Linked DNA regions of Homo sapiens: regions 2, 3, 4 and 5 are each linked to region 1. Evidence: chromatin contacts called from ENCODE Hi-C or POLR2A ChIA-PET data. All regions are on one chromosome and are shown on one strand. Each heading gives the region's core, a stretch centred on a gene start or an enhancer-like site at or near the end of the contact. The rest is flanking DNA. Distances are from core to core; before and after follow the strand shown.

Evidence for each region. Hi-C counts contacts between places; a loop is a spot of excess contacts on that map. ChIA-PET counts read pairs that join two places held with the same protein, here RNA polymerase II (POLR2A). Pooled maps may share reads with other maps.
Region 2: a map of B cell shows a loop between it and region 1 (20-fold over the local background). The contact joins the promoter of STXBP3 here to the promoter of PSMA5 in region 1. A Hi-C loop is called at or near these places in 2 of 168 maps with a recorded cell type or tissue (B cell and CD4-positive, alpha-beta memory T cell), 5 of 37 single-sample maps with no recorded cell type and 14 of 50 pooled maps.
Region 3: a map of CD8-positive, alpha-beta T cell shows a loop between it and region 1 (10-fold over the local background). The contact joins the promoter of PRPF38B here to the promoter of PSMA5 in region 1. A Hi-C loop is called at or near these places in 2 of 168 maps with a recorded cell type or tissue (CD8-positive, alpha-beta T cell and naive thymus-derived CD4-positive, alpha-beta T cell), 1 of 37 single-sample maps with no recorded cell type and 13 of 50 pooled maps. POLR2A ChIA-PET finds 5 or more read pairs at or near these places in 2 of 52 experiments (CD8-positive, alpha-beta T cell and naive thymus-derived CD8-positive, alpha-beta T cell).
Region 4: a pooled map shows a loop between it and region 1 (4-fold over the local background). The contact joins the enhancer-like site here to the promoter of PSMA5 in region 1. A Hi-C loop is called at or near these places in 1 of 37 single-sample maps with no recorded cell type and 4 of 50 pooled maps. POLR2A ChIA-PET finds 5 or more read pairs at or near these places in 1 of 52 experiments (activated CD8-positive, alpha-beta memory T cell).
Region 5: a loop to region 1 is called in a map of natural killer cell, with 35 times the contacts of the local background. The contact joins the promoter of RBM15 here to the promoter of PSMA5 in region 1. A Hi-C loop is called at or near these places in 5 of 168 maps with a recorded cell type or tissue (CD4-positive, alpha-beta memory T cell, GM12878, endothelial cell of umbilical vein and 2 more), 12 of 37 single-sample maps with no recorded cell type and 16 of 50 pooled maps. POLR2A ChIA-PET finds 5 or more read pairs at or near these places in 2 of 52 experiments (CD4-positive, alpha-beta T cell and activated naive CD4-positive, alpha-beta T cell).

The regions. Positions count from the first base shown.
Region 1 is chr1:109,424,337-109,428,143 of GRCh38, reverse strand. It overlaps PSMA5 (proteasome 20S subunit alpha 5), which reads left to right and starts at 1,696. Exons shown (of 9, transcript NM_002790.4): 1 at 1,696-1,842. The coding sequence starts at 1,814. RefSeq lists enhancers at 1,136-1,195, 702-1,633.
Region 2 is chr1:108,744,665-108,748,706 of GRCh38, reverse strand. STXBP3 (syntaxin binding protein 3) reads right to left here and starts at 2,033. Exons shown (of 19, transcript NM_007269.4): 1 at 1,921-2,033. The coding sequence starts at 1,969. RefSeq lists a silencer at 1,532-1,651 and enhancers at 1,852-2,261, 1,784-2,354.
Region 3 is chr1:108,690,664-108,694,584 of GRCh38, reverse strand. It overlaps PRPF38B (pre-mRNA processing factor 38B), which reads right to left and starts at 2,275. Exons shown (of 6, transcript NM_018061.4): 1 at 1,718-2,275. The coding sequence starts at 1,993. RefSeq lists enhancers at 813-1,373, 2,024-2,353, 1,936-2,496, 2,434-2,623.
Region 4 is chr1:110,009,936-110,014,036 of GRCh38, reverse strand. It overlaps AHCYL1 (adenosylhomocysteinase like 1), which reads right to left. Exons shown (of 17, transcript NM_006621.7): 3 at 2,680-2,823; 4 at 1,575-1,675; 5 at 1,038-1,140. Among named protein-coding and RNA genes, the nearest start is that of STRIP1, 23 kb to the left of the region's middle. RefSeq lists an enhancer at 1,544-1,593. Within about 2 kb of position 2,261, at least 7 of the 41 ENCODE cell types and tissues checked have a DNase peak (open chromatin) inside an H3K27ac peak, as active enhancers do.
Region 5 is chr1:110,338,080-110,342,109 of GRCh38, reverse strand. RBM15 (RNA binding motif protein 15) reads right to left here and starts at 2,733. Exons shown (of 3, transcript NM_022768.5): 1 at 1-2,733. The coding sequence starts at 2,704. LOC124904276 reads right to left here. Exons shown (of 1, transcript XM_047437983.1): 1 at 3,107-4,030. The coding sequence starts at 3,675. The coding sequence ends at 3,169. RBM15-AS1 (RBM15 antisense RNA 1) reads left to right here and starts at 2,939. Exons shown (of 4, transcript NR_036595.1): 1 at 2,939-3,113. RefSeq lists enhancers at 1,745-2,194, 1,566-2,304, 2,275-2,394, 2,425-2,724, 3,865-4,030 and 2 more and a silencer at 3,495-3,764.

The sequences.
Region 1 (3,807 bases), core at 447-2,946:
CAGCTGTAGTGAATTTACGACCAAGACTTTTCCATAGAAAATAACTGATAAGGTGAAAAAAAAAAAAAGCTTGTCAGAAAGCTGACAAGAAAGCTAAAAATTACCATTCTTTTCTCAGAAATCTAACAGATCCCAGAGGATTGCTACTTGGAGTTCTTCCTCAGTTTTATTAGTGCTAAACATCTGATTGGCCAGGGATGACCAAACTAAACTCCTACTGAATCCATGAAGGAAGTCAGAAAATAAAGGGTGGGGAAAACTAATCTTGGTTAATACTCAAAAGGCTTATTTTTACATTTCCTGCACCTTTGAAATGCCTTGGTGACTTACAAACCTAATCTAGGACCAAGAATGAACTTTACTGGAGAGATACAGGCCTTGAGAGGTTAAGGACTTGACTAGTGGTATCACATTAACAACTGGAAATGAGATGCTGGCATTTCCCTTTCCAGCATATACTGCCTGATAAATGATTTCTTTCCCCCGACTCCAGCTTTAAGGTGTAAGTGACAAATAGAAATTGTTCATGTTTATGGTATACAACGTGACGTTTTGATATACATATATATACACACACACACTGCAAATAATTAAATGAAGCTAATCAACATAATCCATCATCTCACATACTTTCCTGTGGTGAGAACATTTAAGGTGTACCCTCTTCACAATTTCAAGTACACAATATATGATTATTAACTATAGAACTCATCCACCTTCTCTGACTGAAACTTTGTATCATTTGACCAACATTTCCCTATATTCCCCACCCCCGTGCCAAGACTTCTTACTTGCCTTTCTTGAACAAATACTTGAATTACAGTGTTATTACGAAGCTGCAAAGTTGCTCCTCAAGCAACTTATTGAAGGGAAGCAAGAAGCGTCGAAAAAGAAAGCGCTTTTTTTTTTTTTTTTTTTTTCGGATAGGGTTTGGCTGTTGCCCAGGCTGGAGTGCAATAGCACGATCTGGGCTCAAAGAAAACACTTATTTTTCACAAACAACAGAAAAAGCAGTGAATATTTTGAAGTCTGGATCCTGAACTCTAGGTTATTTAGGTCTGAAACCTGTACTAGGGGGAGGGGTGCAAGAAAGAGTTGATAAAATTACCTTAACCATGTGGAAACTTTAAGACTTTCTTACATACTAACCCCTCGCCCCCCACTTTTCTCAATAAACGAGCCAAACTGGCTGAAACGAAGGGACTCGTCCGCGGCGCCGGCTCAGACCCACTGTAGCCGACTCATTACCGCCCAAAGTCCTGGAGCCCTCGACCGGGCATGGAGAACACCGTGGAGGAACCCTAAGAGAGGGAATCCTGCGAAGAGAAGTCAGGTGGTGGCCTTGCCGGAAACGGGACCAAAGTCCTCTAGCTGGGATTACGGGAGCCGGCGAGGGACCTATTATGTCAGGGTTCAGACAACCCAGCTCTGCATGCAAGCCTTTCCAATTGCCAGTCTTGGGGCGGGCTCACATCTTCTCTACAAGGCGAACTCACTACACGCCTTGGGTGCCTATCGTCCCTAGCAACCACCCGCGATTTAAGGCGGAAGTACCTCCCTGGTCCTCCTCCTCCTCCGGACCAACCAAGCCCTCGTGAGGAAGCGCGTTGGCCCAATCACCTAGGCGGGAACTACTACCAGCCAATAGGAAGCAGGCACAGGAGGGCGGGCTAAAGAGGTCGCGGTCGCACGCGCAGTTGGTCCTTAGTACTGCGGCCGTGTGGGTGAGTTGGCTGCCGGTGAGTTGGGTGCCGGTGGAGTCGTGTTGGTCCTCAGAATCCCCGCGTAGCCGCTGCCTCCTCCTACCCTCGCCATGTTTCTTACCCGGTCTGAGTACGACAGGTCCGTGCAGCTGGGGGACGTCGGGTGGGAATTATGGGTGGGCAGGCCCGGGACCTGGCCGCGCGGCCTGGGTTCTGCCGTGTCATGGGGCTCCCCAGGAACCCGAGACTGGCCGGACCTGGGGATGTTATGCCCTCCTCAGGCGCCCGCCGTCCTTCCCCAAGCTAGACCACATCGGCGGCACTTGTCCTACCGCTGAGTCACCCCTGGGTCCTAACTCGGTGCGGAAGCGAGAAGCTCCGGCTGGTGCTTGGTAAAGAAGGCGTGAGGAGCCGGAACTCCTACCTTGAACCCGGAGAAGGCCAAGGGTCACTCTTTGCTCCGTTCATCTTTTCGTGCCTAGTATGACTGCCTTGAACAAACAAACAAAAAGTTAAACGTGCTTCCTGGAAGAAAAAGCAACTGGTTTGTAGTAGGGCATGCTGCGGTGTATAGTTTCTTCAGAAGCGCGAAGGCAGTCGTAGCTTTGGCTGGATATATTGTCTGGAGTCTGATTTTATAGGAACTGGAATTTAGAATGGTTTTCAAGAGATTTCTCATCATGCCGATTCCAATTGACCAAAATTTTTTCTGACTTTTTAAAAGTTTAAAGCAAGTTTTAAAAAACTTTTGTGGTATGAAAATGTTCACAATATTAAGTTGTACATATATATGCTGTAGACATTTTTACTTTCAGTTTCTGTTTTCGTCAGTTAAGTTTTTACATAGCTACTCTTTTTTAAAGTCAGGGAAGGCAGACATTTTCTTTGTACTGAGTGGTATGAGATGCTGCATTTCCTGTCAAGTATATGCTGATCCTGTCGAAGTTTTACCACCTGCAGTTACCACTTTTTCATCTTTTTTACTGACTCGTAGAAGATGTGTGTGAAGTTTTGACATATTTCCCCACTGTCCTATAAAGTGACTTTGTTGGTCGATATTTAACTTCCAGAACATTGAAGAGAATCATCTTCGGGTGACATAATTTTGAGTTAGGGTGTGTATGATAGAAATTGTTATGCTTATCAGAAGGCATTTATTAAATTTTGTGGCCATTTACTTAACATATGTATTGACTGCTTTGTTACTTATTTTTCTGTCTTCCCAAGACGGCCTAAAATACATCCCTTTTTATTCTCTTAGTTAATGTGCTTGAGTGCTTGCTGTGAACAAGGCACTGTTCTAGGTGCTGGTGCTACAGCAATGGACAAAATCAAGCTCCTTGCTCGCATATAGGAGACTCTTTTGAGACAGTCTCGCTCTGTGGCCCAGGCTGGAGTGCAGTGACGTGATCTTGGCTCACTGCAACCTCCCCCTCCTGGGTTTTGTTTGTTTTTGAGACGGAGTCTCGCTCTGTCGCCAGGCTGCAGTGCAGTGGCATGATCTCGGCTCACTGCAACCTCCGCCTCCTGGGTTCAAGCGATTCTCCTGCCTCAGCCTCCCGAGTAGCTGGGACTACAGGCGCGCGCCACCACTCCCAGCTAATTTTTGTATTTTTAGTAGAGACAGGGTTTCACCATGTTGGCCAGGATGGTCTCGATCTTTTGACCTCGTGATCCACCTGCCTTGGCCTCCCAAAGTGCTGGGATTACAGGAGTGAGCCACCGCGCCTGGCCTGCCGCCTGGGTTTAAGCAATTCTCTGACTCAGCGTCCTGAGTAGCTGGGATTACAGGCGGTGCCACCACGCCCGGCTAATTTTTGTGTTTTTAGTAGAGACAGGGTTTCCTCATCTTGGCCAGGCTGGTCTTGAACTCCTGACCTCGTGGTCCACCTGCCTTGGCCTCCCAAAGTGCTGGGATTACAGGCGAGAGCCACCTCGCTCGGCCTGAGACTCTTAAAGAATTGTTTACAGGTACAGTGGCTCATGCCTGTAATTCCAGCACTTTGGAAGGCCGAGGCAGGATTGCCTGAGCTCAGGAGTTGGAGACCAGCCTGGGCAACATAGTGAGACCTCATCTCTACTAAACATTAAAAAATATCAGCCG
Region 2 (4,042 bases), core at 784-3,283, 680 kb after region 1:
GTGTGCGTTACCACACCTGGCTAATTTTTGTATTTTTGATAGAGAGAGAGTTTCACCATGTTGCTCAGGCTGGTCTCGAACTCCTGAGCTCAAGCAATCCACCTGCTTTGGCCTCCCAAAGTGCTGTAATTACAGGCGTGAGCCACTGTGCCCGGGCTTACGCTAGCTATTTATTTATTTATTTAGACTCAGGGTCTTGCTCTGTCACCCAGGCTGGAGTGCGGTGGCACAATCAATGTCCACTGCAGCCTCAGCCTCCTGGGCTGAAGGGATCCTCCTGCCTCAGCCTCCCATGTAGGTGGGAACACAGGTGCATGTCACCAAACATGGTTAATTTTAAAATTTTTTTGTAGAGATGGGGTCTCACTTTGTTGCCCACTCCTAGGCTCAGGTGATCATCTTGCCCCGGCCTCCCAAAGTGTTGGGATTACAGGCGTGAACCACTGCACCTGGCCATAATTTTTTCTTTTCTTTTCTGCTATCAAAATTTTTTGCCACCTCAAGGTATTTAAAAAGCAATTTAAAATGTTAATTACGAGATTGTGAAGCAACATGAAAAATGTTGAGTCAATGTCAGTTGTTTAAAAAAAAGGAAGTCACAGAATGACAGATAATAAAAACAATGTCTTTATCTGTATGAGGATCAGAAGGAAAATGTGAAAAAGGGAAAAGCTTATGATTCAATATGTAAAGAACTGGCTTAAATACATACATGCGGATGTTAATCACATATATATCTTGGAAATTATACAACACAATTTGTTACCCATTTTCACATAAATGTATTTAAATACCATTGTTTTAAAACATCTCAAATCTTAAGTCAGCCATGTAAATCTTGAAAAAGCAAATGCCAACCTTAAAATTATCTAATCTTTTAAAAGATAATTTCATATTTTTCACCTATTTATACATTTGCTTAGTGCCTGCTATATGTTAAGCACTATCCCAGTTACTGATTTGGATTTTTAATTTTAGACAAGGAACTCTAACTCCCAGAATTCTGCTGACTAAATCATTTGTTTTTTGTTCAACAAGTTGGACTAAGAAATACTAATTAGATGCTACTCCCTTTCCACTACTAGGCCATAATTATCTTGAACTCAGAGATACCAAACAATGATGGTTATTCCTGTTGGGTGGTTTCATTCTTTCTCTAACCTGCCAGACCTAGGTTTGGAGCGATGTTTATGAAAGTTGTGGATGATACCGCAGAACATCAGTAACCAATAAGGAGTCCGGTCCTAACAGCAGGGAGGGGCCCCCGAGAGTAGGGAAAACGGAAGGAGCGGCTCTTGCCCAGGCTATGCAGGAAGATGTCACGGCTGGACACCGGTCATTCCAATGGTCTCTTCTCAAGAACTTTTCAGAAAGTAGGCTCCTCTCGGAATAGGGGAAGATGAGTCTGTTAAACAGTGAGGTTTTTTGAAAAGCACGGGTTGATACTAACACGAATAAGCAGAATAAACAGTCCTTGCAAACTCCAGTGTGGGGTGGAGATGGGGGCGGAATAAACAGCGCCCGAATTGTCTCGGATGGAGAGACATCCCCAACTGGTGGAGCGCGGACGGGAGCGGAGAAGAGTGGGGAGCGCGGCCGAGGGCACGCACGGGCTCCGCGGGAGGGAAAGCCGGGCCGGGCGGCTCACCCGGGGCGGAGCTTCGCGGCCAGAGCGCGGCCGAGGCGAGGGGGTGCCCGACGCCAACGAGAAGGCCGCGTCCCGTCGCACCCCGCCCATCCCTGGTGCTGGCAAGGAATAAGGCAGGGCAGGAAAGCAGGAAGAAGTCCTCACACAGGTCCCAAAGCAACAAGTGCTCGCGGCGGCTCCTCAACAGACCGCTGGGTTGGGGCTGCAAAACGAGGCCCGGCACGGCAGCCTCCCGGCCTTCCCTCTCTCAACCCCTACCCCACCGCACTCACTCTGCCACACGACGCTCTTTAGCCCCCTCTCTGCCACCGGCGGCGCCATCTTCCCGACACTGCGGAGCAGCAGCCACCACCTTCCACTCCCAACCTACTTTGGCCGCAGAAGCGGCGTTGGGGTGGCCCCGCCCCTTGCTGCAGGGGAATGCCCCACCCCCTCTAGCAGACCGCGCCCTCCGGTGACGTCACGCGCGTCAGCAAGGGAATTTCCGCCCACTCCCGGACGGAGGCTGCGCAGTACAGGTGGAACCTCCGTGGGAAGTCGGGAGCCCCCTAGCGGGAGGCTGCTGTCGCCCGAGGTTCGACGTCCTGTGGCCTAGGAACGCGAAGTGCCAAACCGATCGTGAGCCAAGGCCGTCTATGAAATTCCGAGTTCACACATACACGAAGACTGGAGGATCCTCCCCATTACAGAAGAACCCTTCACTTCGCAAGGCGATTCATAATAGACTTCACTCAGTAGCCAGCCCAACTACCCAATGGAAAATGTACTGTCCCCAAATGATTATTTCATTCATTTTTTCAAGGACACAGTAATTGCGTAGAACTGTGAGGTTCCCTCCAGTGTGCCAAGAACTGTGCTGGACTTTTAGGAAACTCAAAGAAATGAGAGATCAACTCTTTCCCCTGAATAATTTACAATCTAATTAAAGAGCACAATTCCTGGAATGCTGCAGGTAGTTAAAACTTAGTTTAAAAATTGAATGCCTTAATGATAAGATATACATAAATGAACCAACAAAAGAATAATCATTTATTAACAAATTTATGCAACAAATGTAGGGAGGGCCTGTTAATGCTTCAGAATCTACAATTATTGTTGAAAGTTGATTCACAGAGGAGGAGATCTGAGCTCAGAAAGTTTAGGTAGAGATCTGTTTACTGAGATGGTTCCTTTGGGACTTTAAATCAAAGTAATCAAACGTAAGTGAGATCAGTTTAGTTGCTAAGAGCCCTAACTGTGAGATAACCATGTGACATTGGCAGAAAGTAGGCTTTCCTAGAAGGATTTGCAAAGAACCAGTGGCTGTAAAGATTCAAATTGGTCACACAGGGAAGTAGAAGTGGTTAGATACTACTACTAATAATAATGTCTAATATTTACTGAGTGCTTACTTACCATATGCCAGGCACCATGCTAAGTAGATTACCTCACTGATCCTCAAAGCAACACTTACAACAAGGAAACTGAGGCTTAATGAAGTCAAGTAACTTGCCAAGGATGCACTTAGTGGTGGAGTGGGAACAAAGATCAGGCTTGGGCTACATGGAAAGCAATAGAGTAGTCTGTGGGGTAACCTGCAATTTTTAGGAGAGGAAAGGCAAATGAAGAATTAAGAACAGGCTGGGCATGGTGGCTCACACCTGTAATCCCAGCACTTTGGGAGGCCTAGGCAGGAGGACTGATAGAGGCCAGGAGTTTAAGACCAGCCTGGGCAACATAGCAAGACTGCTGTCTCCACCAAAAAAAAAAAAAAAATTAATAAAAAAGTTAGCTGGGCATGATGGCGCATGCTACCTGCAAGCTGAGGAGTCGTAGCTACTTGCGAGGCTGACGTAGGACGACTGCTTGAGCCTGGGAGTTCCAGGCTGCAGTGAGCTATGATCATGCAACTGTACTCCAGTTTGGGGAACAGAATGAGACCCTGTATCTAACAATAAAAAAGGCCATAAAATGGGTTCTGGCACAACCTATGGCTGAGTGGTTTTTCTGTTCAAGGCTTATATGAGAATAGAAGCTGGAGCCCTGACCTCCTTTAAACCTACTCTAAATTGATTCAGTTGCTCAATGTTTTAAACAAGTGCACATATGATTTCCCTCTCCCTTTTCATTTTAAGTTAGGTTCTGCTTAGTTTAGCAGGGTGAAGCCCCAATCCATAAGAAAAATATGTGCCAGGGAAAATTCACCCTTCTGAGGTGAAGCCCCTTGCTCTGAAGAGCCAAACCAAGAGGGAAGAGTGAGATGGGTGAGGTGCCTCCATCTCTTACCCTTCAGGAGAATGACCAGGTGCCAGGGAATAATACAGGTCCCTCTGGGTTGGAAGTTTGACTCTGGTCACATGGGGTGCAGTTCTGGCTCATGCTCCTGAAGGCCAGAGTCCTTGGTGGCACTGCGGA
Region 3 (3,921 bases), core at 1,026-3,525, 730 kb after region 1:
TAAAAGATGTTTCAATTCCTTAAAAGCTAGCCAAAGGCAGGGCTGGATGCATACAAAATAAAATTACAAAGTTGGAAACTTATAAATTTCAGTGAGTATTTGATCTGAAAGTCTTAAGTCTTCTTAATATTAGTAAAAAAACTGGGTCTTTAGTTTTTTAACGGAATTTAAAAACAATTCCTGGTAGAATCTTGTTTCAAAACACATTTGAAACTTAAAAACGAGACTTTCCTCTATTACATTAACATTTTGCCTATGTTAGAAAACAGAACCTGCCGCAGAAAGAGCAGGAACCCAATTTTCAACTGTTTAAAGTTTACTGCATAAATAAAGCTAAGGATTAAATGTTATTCACCATACTGTATCCATGCTAAAAAGGTCTTACCTTTTAAAAGCTAAAAAAACTAATTCATAGAATTACAATCAGACCTACTCTCGTAAGAGGATTCCAAATTTATTTGTGTACTTTATCAACCCAAAGTTGAACTGTATTCAAGAGATGTTTTCTATAAAAAGCAACTAATCTCTCAAAATCCTTCAATAACCTAATTACTCAACTGGGGGAAAAGGTGGGCAAGACAAAAGAGAATGTCCTTTTGTTACCATCTCTACACATACGTTCAAATGATAGAAAACACTTTGTGCGGTCTGTCAAGTTTTTAAGAGTGAATATAGACAAAAATGGATTGTGTATTAGATGCTCCGGATAAAATTTTTAAAGACCACTAAGGCTATTATTAATATTCTTTAAAATAGAAATTAACTTTCGGAGGCCTGGAAGGTATTTTTTATACTACATAATTTGCAGGGAAGTGGAAAAAGCCTACCTAATTGGTGAAGGACCAAAAGCAATGGCCAAAAAAACCCACAAAAATCTAATTAGTCGTTCATTTAACCAGGGAAATGCATTTATGGCGATTGAGCATGATTAATAGTGCATACCTCTACCTGCGACCCTGGGCTGCTCCGAGCCTCGCTGCAAGACTGAGTCAATCCTGCTAACGAAACAAGAACTGAGACAAGAGTGCAGTGAGGAGGCGCCAGGTGAGCTCCCCAGCACAGCCAAGCCAGCACCGACCCTGCCGCAGAAGCCCAGGGCCCAGATAATTCTAAATTAGCCCAATGCACAGGTGGCTGAGACCTCTTACTCCTGACTTCCTGCTGGGAAAATTTCCAGGCCTTCTGTACACCTCTTGAAATGGCACCTCTCCACCCTCATCCCCCCACCCCACCCGACACACACGCACTGACCATTTCCCTGCCTGGATCGGATAGTGAGTACCAACAACACGAGGCCAATACTGAAGTCATTACACGCCCTGGCCAGGGGTGAGCGGGAGAAGCACCAACAAGTTGGCGCTCAGCAGATCCACGTCAAAAGGAATAATTTTAAAGCTGTAAACTGGAAAGGCTTCTGTTACTCTTTCCTCCTCTCCCCCATCCCTCTTGCCCAACTCCCCCCAGGGGTGGGCAGGAGGTTGGGGGAGGAGAGAGATCAATAGTGGCGGGCTCTCCCGGCCCTAAAAATCTAAAATGGAAACGAGAGGGCGGCCCCAGTCCGACCCCTCCCAGACACACTACAGGCCGCAGCCACCCCTCCGCCGAACCACCTTCCCCCACCCACAAATCTTCAGATTTCGGGGGCCGCCTTCGCCCGTTTCCTCCATACCCCCTCTTCCGAACTTACCCCCAAAGCCAAGGCCTACACACTTCGTACCTTAAAGTAGATCTCGTCCACCACCTCGTGGTAGGTCTTGAGCTCGTAGAGCTGTACTTTGAAGTAAGGCGACGACAGGATGTTGGTCAGGATCATGGGGTTGAGGTTCATGGTCTTCTCGTTGCCCCAGAGCGGGAGCACATTGCCCTGCTTGCCGGAGACCGCCGGCTTGGTAGCGCCGCCGCCGCCGCACTGCTGCTGTTGCTGAGCCGCAGCTGCAGCCGCCTGGTGCTGCGGCTGCGAGTTGCCTGTCAGCGCGGGGCTGTTGTTAGCCATGTTGCGGCGGAAGGAAGGAGGGAGGGAAGGAGGGGGGGGAGGGGGCCAAGCTCGATCTCGCTCTTCGGGACAACGGTCTGGGACCCTACTCCATCGAACGTCGTCGGGAGAAGGGGCCGCCTCGCTGTGCCCCAGCTGGGCAAGAGAGGGCACCCGACGCCGACAAAATGACCCCGGGCCAAGAGCAGACAGCGAAACCCAGACCGCGAGAACTCCACGCAGAAGGCGAGCCGGCAGCCAGGGAGCTCGATCTCTTCCGCCAACTGCCCCTGGGAACAAGATGGCGGGCCCGGCGGATATGACGCCACGCACCCCAGCGTTCCAAGCTGAGCTGGCGGCCAATCAGAGACGCTCAGTTGGGCTGGAGCGTCCTCTTCCTAGGTCCCCGCGTTCTCTGCACGCTGAAGTCGCTGCAGTGACCTCCGTACCTGACTCTTAGGGGATTTCTCCTGAGAATTTGGGGGCCGGGGGAGAGGGTTGTAGGCCTAATCCGTTGTTGTTGTATTTTGACTGGGGGCTTGATTTCTTTTGTCGGGAGCTGAGCCAGGAAGGGTTCGCATGGCTGCGGTGTGCTTGCTAATATCGTCACTCTGACTTCTGCAGAGTATCCGAGAGGGGTCTCCTGGGATCTCAGTTTTAAGGTTCTCTGGAAGGTACAATGGTCAGGGACCCCACTCCTCCAGGAGATTCTGATCAAAGGTCACGTACTTCGCCAGCCTCTAGTGTCCAGCCAGAAGTCTTAAATTTATTCATCCGTAAGATTGAGATAACATCTGGCTGGGCTGTTGTGAGCATTGAAAGAGCTAATGTACTTGTAGTGCCTAGTAGACTGTTCCAGGCATCTGGTAGGCGCCTTTTCTTTTTCTCCCTGCTCCAGATCTTTGGATTCTAGGAATGTATCCGGAGTGATAAACATTGGGCGAGATACTGTATATTGGGAGTGGGTGTGTGAATGTGTGGGGAGTTTGAATGTGGCAATCTTGACTTCAGTGGCGCATACACAGGAGGAGAAAAGGATAAGATGGAAACTTTGGGGAAAATCCACATCTGGATGAAAATAAACCAGAAGAGGAGAGAGAGAGAGCGAAGACCAGCAGAAAAGTATTTAAACCAAGAGACAGTTGTTTGACAGAATACAAGGAAATAGAAAAGATAAGTGAATGGAGTGATTGATTAGTGTTTGGAGCTGTACGGTACGAAAGTGGATATCCTGTCTGGTTCCTTTGTTTTAGGTTGCAAGAGAACTAGAACCCTGAGAGGAGAAGCAGTTTTCACCTTCTTACTAGCAAATCTTGTTTTTCTCTATAGTGGTTTTTATTAACTTCCAAAGGAAAACTGAAGATCCTAACCCCTGTGTCATGAGTTATCACGTTAAAAGTCCATAGAAAAAATTTTTTTTAACCCAGTTCTTTTTGTGTATATATTTTTTGCCTTGATAATACTAGTTTATTGAGTTTGCCGAGTGACACATTGCCAAATCTTATGCCCTATTTTTAATTCCTCAGATACATGATCTTTCTGTATAGTCTTAGACAGTCTTTACCCCTAGTCTGTTTGGATGAAGAGCTTGGTAGAGAGGTTGAGTTTGATATCTAAGTGTCAGCGGCATCAAACTCGGAGCCAGGTATTATGATAAAGTGCTTTAACATATTCAGTGAATCCCTACAACAGGCTGAAGATGTTATTTTTATCCCCATTTTTTAGAAAACTTTATTCAGTTATAATTGAAGACCTCTACGCTGCACATATATAAAGCCGTAAGTTTGGTTTGATCAGTTTTGACATATATGTATACCCATTAAACCACTACTACAATAAACATAATCTTCTGTCAATCCCAAAAGTTTTCTTGTGCCCTTTGTAATCCATCTCTCTTTCCAACCTCATACCGAAGCAACCACTTTCTGTCAGTAGAGACTAGTTTGCAT
Region 4 (4,101 bases), core at 1,012-3,511, 590 kb before region 1:
TTGAGGTCAGGAGTTCGAGACCAGCCTGGCCAACATGGTGAAACCCCATCTCTACTAAAAATACAAAAATTAGCTGGGTGTGGTGGCATGCCACTGCAATCCCAGCTACTCAGGAGGCTGAGGCATGAGAATCACTTGAACCCAGGAGGCAGGGGTTGCAGTGAGCCGAGACTGCGCCATTGCACTCCAGCCTGGGCAACAGAGTAAGACTCCATCTTAAGAAAAAAAAAAAAAGAAAGAAAGATGAGAGGTCCTCAAAGAAACTTCACGGTGATTTTCTTCTGAATATTTGAATAATAAAAATTATTATTATTGTTATTAATTTTTGAGATGGAGTTTCACTCTGTCGCCCAGGCTGCAGTGCAGTGGCATGATCTCGGCTCACTGCAGCCTCTGCCTCCCAGGTTCAAGTGGTTCTCCTACCTCAGCCTCCTGAGTAGCTGAGATTACAGGCGCACACCACCACTCCCGGCTAACTTTTGTATTTTTAGTAGAGGTGGGGTTTCACCATGTTGGCCAGACCGTTCTTGAACTCTTGGCCTCAAGTGATCTGCCCGCCTCGGCCTCCCAAAGTGCTGGGATTATAGGCGTGGGCCACCAGGCCTGGCCTGAATAATAAAAAATTATTTTACGTTTAATTAAACTCACAAATAGCTCATATATTTTCAATGCCATACTGAATACCAAATTATTTAATGCACTATCAATATGAAAGGTACTTCTTACTTGTGCTCTCTCACAAAATTGATGGCACTTATATAGTTTAACATTCTTCCTCGTTCAACTAACACTAGAACTGGGCATGACCCCATGCCATTAGATTATTTTCAAAGGCCATTTTTAATGACTACATAATATTCCACCATGGATATCCATCTTAATTTTATTATCCACTTTCTTCCTGTTGAGGTTTTTATCATGCACAATTTTATAGCCTCTAGACATATATGATATTGTAATGACAATTTTGATACAAAAAAGTTATATGTTTGGATAACTATTTTGGGGCAAAGTTGGTGGGAAAAAACCGAACTTACCAGCCTCAGCCAGTGCTGCAGCTACTTCATTCTGAGTTGAGTAGATGTTACAAGCAGACCAGCGGCACTGAGCCCCCAGGGCACAGAGTGTCTCAATCAACACCTGTGTAGAAGTGTAGGAAGACAGGGTGAGGAAGAGAAGGGCCACCCAGGAATGGAGAGCAAGCCTCATCAAGATAGCAATACCTATCAACTCTGCACCAACAGGTGCTACACTGGAAAGTTACAAAAGGGTGTACTCCAGCGAGGTGGTGCACTGGTATTTAACTTTGCATAAAACATAGGTTTCTAAAAGTCTTTATAACATTTTATAACAATCATATGTTTGCAAATCTAGACTTTCCTAGGTCAAGTTTGCTGAAAGTGGGTTTACATATTAAAAAAAAACCCAGAAAACCCCATTATTGTGTAACAGGGAGATCCTATTAATAGTTAGCATTTGGAGGTTGGCGAGTTAGGAAAGGAAAAGTGAAAAAAAAAAAATTGATTTCTTTCTTCCCCTTATCAGAAGTCCCTCTTTTCTTCCAACAAACTCACCGCTGTCTGGGCTGTGATGTGTGTACAGCCCACTATTTTAGCACCAGCCAAGGGCTTCTCCCCCTGAGCACGTTTCCTGAGTGAAATCAGAGCAGACATGTCTGTGAAAGAACAGAGGATTTGAGCTAGGTCTGCACTAGCAGTATCATCAGTTCCTGCCCCAGGGCTGGTCTGGATCTGTTGAGATATGGTGAGATGAGGCAGAAAAACTTTAAGCCTATTTCCATGACGACTGGCAGCTTCAACGGCACAGTAATAGTGGAGAGCAGTCATGCAACCACTTGGAGTTTCTCTCTTCCTCTACTGCTTCAGCTTTATACACAGAGGACTGAACAGAGAATGAAGTAAATCCTTAAAACTGATCAAAATGAAGGGTGAGTCTCATCATTCATTTGGGAAGAGAGGAAAATAGTTAAGGCATTGGCTAATAGATTCCTATATATAATCATCAGACCAGAAAGACTGTACCCTCAGCCGAAACCACTAACTTCTGTTTTTCTATGCTGTCTTACCATGTCCTGTCAGTCTGTTTGGTTTCTCTATTCTCTCTCAGTATAGAACATGCCTTCAATGTGTAAACAACACAAGAGTAAAGAGGACCTTACTGGGAGTGGCTGGGGTAGAGAAACCAAGATTTAACTGTCAGTCACTTTTACTCTGCTCCAGCAGAGGGTGCTCAGGACCAAACAAGACTCTAGGTCACCACATCCTTACCTTAAAACCCTTCCTCATCAGCTGCTTCTGGGCAATCTGGGTCTCTGCCATTGGCAGCTATAGTAAGATCCCATATAACCAACTACCACGTAGTGATCTAGGACTTGTCAATTCTGCCATGTAGATCTTTGAATACAGTGGTGGGGTGGGGCAAGGAGGAAAACAGAAACTACTCTGTGTGTAATCACCACATGCTGAGAACAGAAGGAAGAGAGAACAAAATCCCAAGACTTAAGTTCCATAGAGAGAGAAGTGTTTATCCGAAAGTCCATAATACTGTCTTTCTTCCCAGTACACTTTCAAGTCAGCTTTCAAGTCTTAAGTTGTTTGTGGATTCTGATGGCCAACAAGAGGGTTGTTTCTGGTCCCCTAACCCACTCCCTTTCTTTACCTTGCTCTGCAATCTCAATCTCCCGGCGTCCAAATTCTGCCTGCTTGATGTTCTTCACACAGAAATTGCTGCTGCCCTTGGAGTTGGTTTGCTGCTTCTCTCGGGGAGAAACCTCATCATCAGAGCTATCTGTGTAGGATGCAGCTAGAGCCAGGAAAGAAAAAAACAAGGATAGAAAAACCTCAGTGGTCCCCAACTCTACAGAGTGCAGTCCCCAAGGGACTTTCATTTAAGTTAAGGGAACACCCTTAATTGGAGCTACCTTTTACAACGCTCTCAGTTCTGCTCCTCTAGGTTCTAATAGGTGGTATGAATGAAACTGTTGTGGGTACTTCCATGTTGCAGCTCTTTCACCCACCCTAACAATACTGTGCTATTAGTGCCTATGACAAGGGACCACTGATTATAAACCTGCAGCTATAGTAATCCCAGATAATAGAGGTACTTGGTCCCATCTGGATTGGAACCAGACCTGGCAAAAACAGAAGAATAATTTAGGGCAGATAAGGAATGCTATTTCTATAGATCACTGGTTCTCAAATTCAAGCATCTATCAGGATCACATGGAAGGTTTGTTAAAACATATATTGCTAGACCCTGTGGCCAGTTTCCCATCTGGCAGGTATGGAGTGGCACCTAAGCATTAGTAGTTCCAACAAGTTACCAGGTGTTGCTGATGCTGCTAGTCAGAGGATCACACTTTGAGAACCATGGATATAGACAAAAGTGATAAGATAGTCTTACAAGGGATTTTACACTAAGTTGTGCTCAAGGAATAGAGAAAGAAAGAAATGGCACAAAAGGCAAACAGCTCTGGTTCTACTGATAGCCCTGGGAAAGTCTGTCAAAATGATCAACTTTAAAAAGTGGTTTCACATAAAAGCTAAAAATACCACTTATCTGACAGATATGCAAGAGGATATACAACAATCATTCCTTACCTCTCAAATCACTTCTTTCCTCTCTGAATTGAGTACTTTCCTCATCACGGTTTCTGCTAGTATACCTGGACTCTCTCACTGACTGACTTCTATGTACAGGTCCTCCTCCTGTCCAGCTAACACAAATACTACTAAAGATTATCTTCCCCACTATGACATTTTAACCATATCACTAAGCTTTTTAAAAGGCTCTAATACATTTCTGTAACATGGCCGTCAAGATCTTTGAAGACTTTTTAAAAGCCTTCTTCAGTCGTTTTATCGTTCTTCCTCTCATAACTCAATTTTTCACAATTAATTTTTCTTCTTTCTTGGCTACAGTTAGCCTGCTTGTCACACACCACTTTTTATCTGTCACTCCAGGATCATATATAACAGCTTTTCATTTATGTTAATCCTTAATGTTGATAATACAATGCAAAAGGTATTCTGGCAAAGGACAATGAATGGCTTTTGGTACAAATATCTCTGCTGACATTAA
Region 5 (4,030 bases), core at 1,484-3,983, 910 kb before region 1:
CGGCTGCCTGCTTTTGCTTTAAATAGGACACAAGGTTCCTAAGTGGCCTCTGAGTAGAAGTGGCAGTGTCTGATGCAGCTGAGGAAGAGGAGGACCGGCTGTCAGAACTTCCAGGCACAGCCAAAAGAATGGCATAACCATTGGGCCCTGCTACTTTGATGCGTCGAGTTACTTCATCCAACTTGGGCTGGTCCAAACGGAGACGCTGAGTGATCTTGAGCTGGGCCACTTTGCCTCCAGTTGAACCCTCCACAAGAAGACTACTAGCCACTTGGAGGTCACCCTGCAACAGATGCATGTTGGAAGGAAAGTTGCTGTTCTTCAGTAGAAGCATGCCCTGCCAGGCCAAACAGAGTTTGGGAGAGGCTGATGCCACAGGGGCTGTCCCCCCATCCTGTTTCTGGGACGGGGACTTCAGCTTGGAGGAAGCAGTGCTGGTGCTAGGTGCACTCCCATCAGAGCGGTCTTCTTTTTTCAGAGGGCTTTTTCCCTCAGTGGGAGCAGTTGTCCGGTGCTTCCTATCTCGTTCAGCTGATGCAGAGTTTTTACGGTCTCGCTTGTCACCCTGGCTCTTCTCCAAACTACCTCGTCTGTCTCTGATTGGAGAGGGCCTTTCCAAGAGAAGACGGGAAGATCGATCATTGTCGCTGTTGTAACGATCCCGGCTACTGCTCAATTCTGGACTGCGGTCAGGAGAAGGAGCGCAGTGACGTTTTCGTGGGCGGTCACTCTCAGGAGACCTATCCAGATGACGTCCTCCACTCTCCTCAGGCAGCCTTCGCTTCCTAGGCTGGTCTCTGCTGCTGGGCAGATCTCGATCACCTCTGTCCCGGTCCAAGGACCAACCATCCCGCCTGCGATCTAGGCTATCCAGTGGCTCGTAAGCAGGCACAGAAGTAGCTGCAGTCCGAGTGCTGCGTTCTCGGACTGGGGGTGGGGGTGGCACCCAATCAGAGTCAGGATAAAGGTCCCTATCACGATCTCTGTATAGTAAGGGTGGTGTCCTATCCCGAGCACCCCTCAAAGGGTCTGGTGCCCGATGTCCAAAAGCATCTGTCACCAGCTCATAATGAGTCAAGGGCAGAGGCTGCAGATACTGCTGCTGGTAACGATGTTCGGTGTCGGCAAAGTCTACTCTAAGGCGTCGATCTGGGCCACCAAGTGGGAAGCCCCGCATATGGGTCCAGGCAGCATGCGCTGCATCCAGGCTTTCATACTGGATATATGCCCAACTATCACCTTTTCGGTAGTCTATGGTGCGTATGGTGCCAAATCGATCAAATTCTCGTGCCAGGGCAGCAAGAGGAACCCAAGGTCCCAGGCCTCCCACCCAGAGGCGGGTGGTGGGTGTAGCTTTACCATAACCAATTTTGATAGGATTCCGAATTATAATTTTGCCAGACATTGCTAATTTGGCCCGGTGAGACATATCTAAGTTCTCAAATTTGAGAAAGCCGTAAGTACTAGTCTGGCCGCGAGAAGGCCTCTTGATATCTACTTCTGTGATGACTCCAAAGCGATCAAACGCCCTTCTTAAATCACTCTCCGTTACAGTGATGTCTAGGTTGCCCAAGAAGAGCGTCCGGTTAGCTCGCTGATCATCCTCGGGTGAAATCTCATCCACTTCTCTGAAAGGAGCAGCACCTGCTCCAGCTCCCACCCTTGGCTCAAGACTGTATGCAGGGCGCACTCTCTCATAGAACGGGTAGTCTCTTTCTCTCTCCAGGTCTCGAGGCAATGGTGGCGGAGGTGGAGGGGGCAGGCGGCCAAGAGCCAACTGCTGCAGCCGGTAGTCTCTGTATCCCAAAGCAGCGCCACCAGGGGAAAGTGATCTCTGGCCTCCACCACCTCCAGGGGGGTGCCGGTGACCACCTACAGAGGCCCCGACCACACTGGCTGATGGAGGATAAGTATCTTTGTCTAAAGGGGAGCGGCTGCGGCGCCGGCTCACATACACAGCTTCTATCTTCAGAGGCCGGTCATAGAGCACCAGGCGGCCTCTGGCATGCTTGGCCGCCCGCGCGTCCTCTGGCCGCCGGAAGTTCACAAAGGCTACCCGCTCATCCCCGCTGCCAGAACCCGACAGATGACTGATTTTCACACTTACATCACCGAAGCGTTTGAACTCATGAAACAGGCCGTCCTCCACCGCTTCGTCACTAAGCTGGGACCCCAACTCGCTTATCTTCAGAGTCTTGTATTCCGCGCCGTCCCCGCCGCCGGGAGCTGAGGAGGCGGCCCCAGAGGAACGTGACTCCCCGCCTCCACCCCGGGAGCTGCTGCGCGATTCGCCCCCGCCCGAAGAATTTTTGGTGCTCGGGGAGCTATAACTATGCAAGCGGCTACTGGAGCTGCCCCCACCGGTATCATACTCGCGGCTGCCACCTCGACTGCTGGACTTGTCCAGGTGGAGACTCCGCCGCGACCCACCGCCGCTATCGGTCTTTCCGCTGCTGCTCCCATTGCTGCCACCAGAGCCCCCTAACTTCTTGCTCCGCTCACCGCGGGAAGTCGAGTCCTCACCACCACGGGAGCGTTTGGCCTTCACTGGCGAGCGCTCTTTTCCCTTCATTGTTGCGGGTCGTCGGAGGTCGTCTCCGCGGAGCTGAGTAACCCGCCGCCCCGCGCTCGTTTCACACAGCGGAACCGCACGCCGCCATCTTGGACTCCGCCGCGGCACAGGGTCCCGCCCCGCAGTCCTCATTGGCCAATTGCTCTCTCTTCTACAGTCTCATTGGGAAAATTATTTGTCTATCTTTACATCTCCCCGCGCTCCAGGAAGGCGCCCGCCCAACCACTGTTATTGGGTTCCCAACCCCCTAGTCGGAGTACCTCATTGGTTACATTTGTTGTCTATCTTAACGGTTCCTCGCGCCAGACTGTAGCTCCGCCCCTCGCACTCTGCGGTCACGTGACCCAAAGTGTTGAGGTGTTGATTGGACAAAAAGTCTGCCCTGTAACGGTACTTCTTGCTCAGTGACAGCAGCAACCCACCTCCTTATCCCTTTCATTGGCTTATAAACCCGTCCTTTAAACCACTATTTGGGAGGTCGGGCCATCAGTTTCGGCGTTTTTTCCAGAGAGGCAGGCTCACAGCGATATCGCGAGAGACGGTAAGCTCCCTCTTTCGACCCCCTTTTTCCAACTCCTCCGGCGGCTAAAAGAAGTTTAAATCTGATTGGATGTCGGCAAGGAAGTTGATAGGCTGAAATAACTGTCCATCACTCGCTTAAAGGGGTAGGCCTGTATAACGGAGGAGGCTGACTGAAGGTGAAAGACTAGAACACGTGCTTGCTGTGCGACGTCACTTAGATGTCGCGAGAGGGTGACTGTGCGCCAGCCCCGCCTCCCCGCGTTTTCGGCGTTCTCCCCACAAACATTTGTTAAGTTCCGTGGGGTGTTTGGCTGTGCTTCGGCCCTTGGAGTTCGAAACTTCTGAGCTCCCCGCCGTCGTACCTGTGCCGGCCAAGGGGCGGGGCAGGCTTTCCGGCTGTCGGGGCCCTCCAGTCCCTCAGGAAGCCGTCCTGGGACGCCTAGCGGACACCATTTTACGTCGCTGTGGTAGCTGAGTGAACAGCCGGGGGGAGCCCCGCCCCCCGCGCGCGGGAGAGCGCCGCCCGCGGTCACCTGGGCCCGCGGGGCAGAGAGTTCACGGTTCCTGCAGCCTCGGGTCATGCTGACGCCCCCGGGCGGTGCTAACACGTAACACGCGGGACCTCGAGAGCTAAGAAGCAGGGCGACTAAGACGCAGCCCTCGCCCAGGAGCCCGTCTCTCCCGCGAGCTACCCGTTCCCGCCCAAGTACTCCGGGTAACCGAGGGGAGTGACCGTCGCTCCCCGCCTCGTGGCCCGCGGGCGGAGCCGGAACTGTCGGGACACCGCGGACGTGTCTTTGGGCGGCATGTTTTATGTTGCGAATCTGTGTGGATTTTTAAATTCTGTATTCCCCTAAAATAGCAGTGTTTTTAATATGTAATGCTTCTACCCTGAAAATCACCAAGCGAAATTTAGGCTCCATGCAGATATGTCAC